Regions from separate parts of the Homo sapiens genome. Here region 1 is linked to region 2. Evidence: chromatin contacts called from ENCODE Hi-C or POLR2A ChIA-PET data. All regions are on one chromosome and are shown on one strand. The core of a region is the stretch at or near the end of the contact, and the rest is flanking DNA. Distances in the headings are between cores, read along the strand shown. Region 1 has its middle 22 kb from the start of GPR137B. Region 2 overlaps LINC02768 (long intergenic non-protein coding RNA 2768).

Region 1 (4,077 bases), core at 939-3,438, 170 kb after region 2:
CTCTTAGAAATTATCTCCTCCCCAGGTTTCCATAATACTCTCTGTCTTGAGTTTCCTACTACTAATTCTTGGGTGTTTTCTTGTCCTTTTCTTTTCATGTTTTTCTGTTTGATTGTTTTGTTTCTTTTTGTTGTTTTGAGACGGAGTCTCGCTCTGTTTCCTAGGCTGGACAGCAGTTGCTTTATCCTAGAACTTATGATGTAGCTGCCTGTGTGCCCATCTGTCTCCACAACAGAGCAAGGTCCTGGAAGCAGAGGTCGGGGGCGTGGGGGAGGTCTTGCTTGTCCTCTTTATGTCTCAGTGCTTAGTGTACCTTATATTTGGACAATGAATAAATAAATGTGCGCTGCTCTAGAAAAGAGATCATTGTCTCAATGGAGTGAAAATCAGTAAGGGGTAGGTCTCGGCTCACTGCAACCTCCACCTCCCTGGTTCAAGTAATTCTCCTGCCTCAGTCTCCCGAGTAGCTGGGATTACAAGCGCTCACCAACCCGCCAGGCTAAATTTTTGTATTTTTAGTAAGAGATGGGGTTTCACCACATTGGCCAGGCTGGCCTTGAACTCCTGACCTCAGTTGATCTGCGGGCCTCGGCCTCCCAAAGTGCTGGGATTACAGGCGTAAGCCACTGTGCCTGGCCCCTTTTCATGTTTTTATGTTTTGAGACGGAGTCTCGCTCTGTCACCCAGGCTGGAGTGCAATGGCGTGATCTCGGCTCACTGCAACCTCCACCTCCCTGGCTCAAGCGATTTTCCTGCCTCAGCCTCTCAAGTAGCTGGGATTACAGGCGTGAGCTACCACCCGGCCTCTTTTCATGTTTTTAAATTAGTCTCCCCTTTTTATTTTATTTTATTTTTTAGATAGAGACAGGGTCTCGCTATGTTGCCCAGGCTGGTCTCGAACTCCTGGACTCAAGCAGGTTCTTTTCTTCAGGCTTCTCCTTCTCCTGCCTCAGGAACTCATCCTCACTCCCTGCAACGTTTCAATAAGCACTTGCCTGGTTTGCCTGCCTCTGGCCTTGCTAATTAGACAACTACGATCTTTCTACCAGGAAAGTGTGATCCTGCCCTCAAGTCTACAAGGGCGGCCTGAGCTGACATGATAACATCTAACCTCTTTAGTTAGATATAGGATGTCCCTTGTCATCTGGCCCCTGGTGACCTCTAACAATATCCCCATCCCACTCCACCCCTTTACAGTCTGCAGTAGAACCGTCTGCAGTCCCAGTGCTGGAAGCCCAGGCTGCCTCATGCCTCCCTGTCTCTGCATACATGGTCGCTTTATCCTAGAACATATGATGTAGTTGCCCGTGTGCCCATCTGTCTCCACAACAGAGCAAGGTCCTGGAAGCAGGGGTAGGGGCGTCGGGGAGGTCTTGCTTGTCCTCTTTATGTCTCAGTGCTTAGTGTACCTTATATTTGGACAATGAATAAATAAATGTGCGCTGCTCTAGAAAAGAGATCATTGTCTCGATGGAGTGAAAATCAGTAAGGGGCAGAGTAAGGACTGGACATCAGGTCTTGGAAAGTTCTGACCCTTCCCACTATGTAAACATCCTTTCTACTGAGGGACCTCACGGGGTGACAAAGCCTTAGAGGAAATGTACGCAGTCTCTGCATGGTCCTAAGAAAATAAAGGAAATAAAGTAAGTGTTGTAATCCTGGACTGGAGTAGAAAGACTTCTTAGGGGGAGGCATTTTAAGGAGGGTGGAGAGGGGGATGCTTCCCGCCTCCGGATCACAGTCTACGAGAGCTTGCTGCTTTAGATGAGCCCACACCAGACCGAGACACAGGCAGAGCGGTGCGGCTGAAAGACATCTCTGCATCAGAAAACTTGAGTCCTGGTTTTTTCTACATCTGCCGCTGACTAGCAGATCTCAGAAGGCCCAGCAGCCTTCAGGTGTAAAACAAAGGAGTATTTTCCATCTCTTTCAACCCGAAAATCCAGAAAGTGGGGACATCTGTGTTTGAAGATTGTTCAACATTTTTCAGATTAAACTGATCCACATTTTCCAAGGTATCAAAGTGGTGGCTGCATCCTCTCATGGTGCTGGGAATCACAGACTTCTCCCCTCACCCTTGATTGTGACCTGATTCTAGAAGACGGTTGCTGATAGAAATGTCCAAGTTATTCAAGGGGCTTCTCTAGAGGAAACAACTTCCATTTCACTCTTGATTCTCTAGAGGAAATATAACTTTCGTTTCACTCTTGATTCTCGAGAGGAAACAACTTCTGTTTCACTCTTGATTTTCACTATTTTCACGTTACGGGTTGAGATAAATGGCCTTAGATTTGACTCATCGAGGAGAGAGCGATTCTGCCTAGAGTTCTTTGAAAGCCGGCTGTACTGAGTGAGATCCTAGGTCACTGCAGAGAAGGAAAGGGAAGAGAAGTGGGGAGGGAGAGGGGAACAGAGAGGGGCACGGAGAGGGACAGGGAGATTGGTTTCCTTTGACAAACCCAGCTGGTTTCCTCGGTAGTTGTGTGTGGTTTCCACCAAACCCACCTATCACTTAGTTAGGACTGCTAATTAGGGGGCAGAGATGAGGACTGCTGTCTGTAGTCGTAAAGATGGTTACTAAGCAGGAGGCTGAGCTGGTGGTTGCAGCTGACACTGGAAATTCACCCAGCTTCGCCCCCCGGGAGATGTGCCACCCCTACATCGTAGGCAGCTGTGGGCCACAGGCATTTCGTTCTCCAAAATCCTACATTCATCTTACTTCATTTAATGTTTGCAGCCACATAAGAAGTAGAAAACATAACTTGATTTCCAGATTAGAAGACTGAAGTTTGGACAGAAAAAATAACTTGCCCAGTGTCACCCAGCGGGCACACGGAGGAGCTGGGATTCAACATCAATGACTCCAGGACCATGGTCTGTCTCCACGAGACTAGTCTACCCACCTCGATTCTCTGCCTGGTAGGCCTTCCCCACTTTTCCACCTGCTAAATCAATCACACCTGGTTGCATCTCTCCTTCTTTCCTCCCCTAACCCAAGACTCTTTTTTGTTGTTGTTGTTTTGGAGATGGAGTTTGCTGTTGTTGCCCAGGCTGGAGTGCAGCGGCACGACCTCGGCTCACCACAGCCTCTGCCTCCCGGGTTCAAGCGATTCTCCTGCCTCAGCCTCCCGAGTAGCTGGGATTACAGGCACGCGCCACCATGCCCAGCTAATTTTTGTATTATTAGTAGAGATGGGGTTTCACCATGTTGCCCAGGGTGGTCTTGAACTCCTGACCTCAGGTGATCCACCCGCCTCAGCCTCCCAAAATGCTGGGATTACAGGCGTGAGCCACCATGCCCGGCCATATCCCATGACTCTCTAAAGCACTCTGTGGTTGTTTCTGGGTTATTTTCACTTCTCCAATTAGGAGGTAAGTTTTTTGGGGTCAAAGAGCATGTTTTCGACTTTGTTTTCATCCTATCCCAAATTGCCTGGTACCAAGCTTGGTAGCTGATGAGCCAACAGGGAACCCACGAATGACATTGTATTAGAAGACCACAGGCTTTGGGCTCAAGGAATGACCCTTCCCTTTTACAGTCCTGTCCACACCTCAACAGCCCTCTCGTAGCTCGGTGGATCTCAGCTGAATGTCAATGAGCCAGAGCTTCCCCTGACCACCCAAGCCCAAGTGTTGTCCCTGGCTATTCCTCCTCGTAGCATCTCTTTTTCCTCTTCATCGGACTTACTACAACGTGTACTCATAGGCTCATTTGAGTATCTACCTTATTTTCTCCACTAAAATGTGAACCCCAAGAGGCCAGGGACCATGGGCATTTTGACTCAAAACATATTCTTTGAATGACTTTAACAGAAACTTCCATCAACTTCTCAAAGGGCCAACCACATACGCAGTGAAGAGGGTTTCAAATGATGAATCAGGGACTTTTCCCTGTGTTCAGGCGTGAACCCCGACTCACCATGGGGTCGTATCCACATGCTCTCTCTTGACCTCAGTTCTTTACTTGCAAAGTAAGGATCATGGTTCTAGTCCCATTTACTCTCATAGGCTCTTGCCTGGAGAAAGTGAAATCATTTTAGCCTTGCTGTGTTGTTAAAGCCAAGGCCTAATGCCAAC
Region 2 (3,974 bases), core at 438-2,937:
TCACTGCCCGAGAAATCCCCTCTGCTCCACTAGTCATCCCTTCCCCACCCCACCTTACCCCAAAACCACAGATTTTTTTTTAACTGTCTCTATTGTTTTGCCTTTTCCAGTGTCATAGAGTGGAATTACATAATATGTAGCCTTTCAGATTGGCTTCTTTCACTTAGTAATATGCATGTAAGTTTCTTCCATGTCTTCTCAGAGCTCAATAGCTCATTTCGTCTTAGCCCTGAATAACATGCCGTTGTCTGGGTGTTCCATAGTTTGTTTATCCATTCGCCTGCTTAAAGACATCTTGATTGTCTCCAGGTTTTGGTAATTATGAATAAAGCTGCTATAAACATCTGTGTGCAGTTTTTTGTGTAGTTGTAAGTTTTTAACTCATTTGAGTAAATACCAAGGAGCATGATTGCTGGATCTTATGGCAAGACTGTATTTAGCTTTGCAAGAAATGATCACACTGTGCTCCGAAGTGGCTGCACCACGTTGCATTCCCATCAGCAATGAATGAGAGTTTCTGTGGCTCCCATCCTCACCAGCATGTTCTCAGGGTTCTTGGTTTCTCAGTATGTTTGACATTCTCAGTGTTTTGAATTTGAGCTGTTCTAATAAGTGTGCAGTTGTATCTCACTGTTGACTTAATTCATAATTTCTGAATGACATTTGATGTTAAGCCTCTTTACCTATGCTTACTTGCCATCTGTATATCTTTTTTGGTGAAGTATCTGTTCAGATCTTTTGCTCATTTTCTAATTAGGCCATCTCTTTTCTTATGGTTGAGTATAAGAGTTCTTGGCATATTTTGGACATCAGTCATCAGACATGTGTTTTGCAAATATTTTCTCCTGGCCTGTGGCTTGTCTTGTTCTCACAGGCTGCTATGCATTTGGATGTTTAGGAGGACCAGTGAGGACAACACCGGTGTCTCCCACGGTGTGCTTGTGTGTGTGCAGAGGAATATACTCACTGGAAAGCAGACTGAGATGTGAGGCCACATCTAGGCAATGGGAGAGAGTTTGGAATGGAGGAACATTTGTTTTGGGTGGAAATATGTCAGCTTTCATTGCTTTAGCTCCATCCTTCTATTCATCCAACCAATATTTATGAGGTGCCTGCTATGTACCCAGTATGATTCTAGGTATCAGGAAAGCAAAGATCAGTGAGAAGAGTCCCTACCTTCAAAACACTCACAGGCCAGTTTGGGAGGTGGTCATTTCAATGCAGTGTGAAAATGCCCCAATCTCCAGTGTGGGCAACATAGGGAGACCCTGTCTCTACAAAAGTTAGAAGAAAAAAAAAAAAAAAACAGAGGCATAGTGGCCTGTGTCTGTAGTCCCAGTGACTCAAGGGAATGAGGTTGGAGGATTGTTTGAGCCCAGGAATTCAAGGCTGCAGTAAGCTATGATCATGCCACTGCACTCCAGCCTGGGTAACAGAGCGAGACTCCAACTCAAAAACAAGCACCCCAGTGGAGGGAAGGGTGGGGTGTGGAGGGGACGGGGAAGGTTGTTGGGTAAGGGGCAATAACAGGAGAAGGGAGAAGGAGAATCAGTATGAAGATCTCACCTACTCCATGGTCTCCACTAGGGAGCGTTCCGTCTCCTGCTGAGCCATTTGCACAGGTGCCCAGGAGAATCCCATTACTAGAGGGCAAAGGGCAGGGGGCCCCCCCACACCATGCTCTCACTGTTGCAGCCACAGCTTCCTCTTTGTCACTTTCACAGGCTACCTTCATCCCCAAACAGGAACTGCTGCAAGGCCCGCAGCAGCCATGGGTGAGTGGCTCTGGAGATGGGGTAAGTGGCCTACGCACCCCAGAGGAACAGCTGGCAGCCTAGTCTTCGGGCAGCAGCTCCACTCAGCCCTGGGGAATGACAGATACAGGTGTGTTCCCTCAGGTGCATATGTGCATGTGCTTGTGTGCAACTTCCTCCTCTGCTCTCATTCCTGCAAGGTGCATTCTCAGAAGGCTGTTACTCCACAGTCACTACGGTTGTGAAGCGGAACCAGACAACTTCCCATTTTCGAGGTTCTACAATTGGCAATATGGGAAAATCTTACCCCATTACCACCCAACTCGATTCTTTCAATGCAAGCTTGTCTAACCCATAGCCTGCAGGCCACATGTGACCCAGGATGACTTTGGATGTGGCCCAGTGCAAATTCGTAAACTTTCTTAAAATATTATAAGATTGTTTTGCAATACATCAGTATCGTTAGCGTTAGTGTATTTTATATGTGGCCCAAGACAATTCTTCTTCTGATGTGGCCGAGGGAAGCCAAAAGATTGGATACTCCTGCGTAAGGGGGAAATGCATGTTTATAGTCATATATATATATTTTTTTTTTCTAATTTTTTTTTTGCACCCAGTGCAGTGGCACAATCATAGCTTGCTGCAGACTCAAACTCCTGGGCTCAAGTCATTCTCCCACCTCAGCCTCTGATTAAACCATCCTCTTACCTCAGCCTCCTTAGTAGCTAGGACTACAGGTGTAAGCCACCACGCCTTGCTAATTTTTAGATTTTTTGTAGAGACAGGGTCTCACTATGTTGCCCAGGCTATTCTCAAATTCCTGGGCTCAAATGATCCTCCCACCTCAACCTCCCAAAGTGCTGGGATTACAGGCATGAGCCACCACGTCCAGCTGCTTATAGTAAAATATCCTAATGACTATAGACAATAATGTAAGATGAAAAGTCAAAGTCCTCATTAATCTGACCATGATCACTGTTATCCTCCCTGGAGAGAGTCACTGTTAAGAATTTCTTGGATCGTCTTCCAGGCCTTCCCTAAGTGCAAATACACATAAGTCTTTGTTTGTATAAAAATAGGCCATAAAATATACACAGTTCTGTGACTTCCTTACTCACTTACGTCTGTATCTTGAACATATTTCCAGGTCACTATAGAGAATCCAATCTCTCTTTTGTTTGCAATCAATCTCTCTTCTCTTTTTTAAGACAACCAGTTATGCCAGTGAAGTGCCCTAAACTAGAGATAGCTGGGGCGCTGTCAGCCACCTTAACAGTGAGAAGAAGCAACAGGATGAAGTGGAAACAGCGTCACACAGATGGAGCCTCGAATCCCAGCATGCTAGCCATGTGTCATCTTCATAGTCTTCCTAACGTCTGTGGCCTCAGATGCCACATCAGTAAATGGCACACCATATGTGATTTAGGCTAAGGGCCTGAGTGTAATAGTTGCTTAGGAATTATAGCCCTTCTTAAATAAATGGAGAAACAGTCCATGTTCATGGATTGGAAGCCTCAATGTTATTAAGATGGCAAATCTCCCCAGAGTGACCTGTAGATGCAACACAATCCCTATCAAAATCCCAGCAGGCTTTTCACTCCTTTTTAATAAGGACACCGGTCATATTGTATTAAGGTCCATCCTAATGACCTCATCTTAACTCAGCTACATCTGCAAACACCTTAATCCAAATATGACATTCTGAGGTACTGGGATTAGGGCTTCAAAATATCTTTTTGGGGGAACACAAGTCAACCCATAACAGATAATTAACACAAATACATGGAAAACTATCCCATATTCATGGATTGGAAGTACTAATAGTATTTAAATGTCCATATTACCCAGAGGTCTAGAGATTCAATGCAATCCCTATCAAAATACCCATAATGTTCTTCACAGAAGTGGGAGTAAACAATCTTAAAATTCATGTGGAAATGCAAAAGACCCTGGATAGCCAAAGCAATCGAGTAAAAGGAACAAAGCTGGAGGTCTCACCACAACACATGGTTAAGGAGTTAAAATGGGACATTTGAAACTTTATATTACTACAGAGTTTAATGCAAGATTCATGCAGATTTTTAAAAGATAAACCACGACACGTCACAGGAATATCTAGCTTTTGATATGTCCCCATGCCTTCCACAGGTACCCTCCTACAGCTCCCCTCCACTGTCCCCTCCCTAAGGGGGTACAATTCAGCTCTTTTGCCCTAAAGAG

The links. A loop is a pair of places that touch in the nucleus more often than their neighbours do. ChIA-PET counts read pairs that join two places held with the same protein, here RNA polymerase II (POLR2A). Pooled maps may share reads with other maps.
Region 1: a loop to region 2 is called in a map with no recorded cell type, with 10 times the contacts of the local background. The contact joins two enhancer-like sites. A Hi-C loop is called at or near these places in 2 of 37 single-sample maps with no recorded cell type and 2 of 50 pooled maps. POLR2A ChIA-PET finds 5 or more read pairs at or near these places in 2 of 52 experiments (HEK293 and activated T-cell).

The regions. Positions count from the first base shown.
Region 1 is chr1:236,118,548-236,122,624 of GRCh38, forward strand. No RefSeq gene overlaps it. Among named protein-coding and RNA genes, the nearest start is that of GPR137B, 22 kb to the right of the region's middle. RefSeq lists an enhancer at 2,131-2,250. Within about 2 kb of position 2,189, at least 3 of the 41 ENCODE cell types and tissues checked have a DNase peak (open chromatin) inside an H3K27ac peak, as active enhancers do.
Region 2 is chr1:235,953,149-235,957,122 of GRCh38, forward strand. The region is part of intron 2 of LINC02768 (long intergenic non-protein coding RNA 2768); the gene reads right to left. It overlaps LOC105373215 (a long non-coding RNA gene), which reads left to right. Exons shown (of 5, transcript XR_002958490.2): 4 at 1,725-1,884. Among named protein-coding and RNA genes, the nearest start is that of LINC02768, 17 kb to the right of the region's middle. Within about 2 kb of position 1,688, at least 9 of the 41 ENCODE cell types and tissues checked have a DNase peak (open chromatin) inside an H3K27ac peak, as active enhancers do.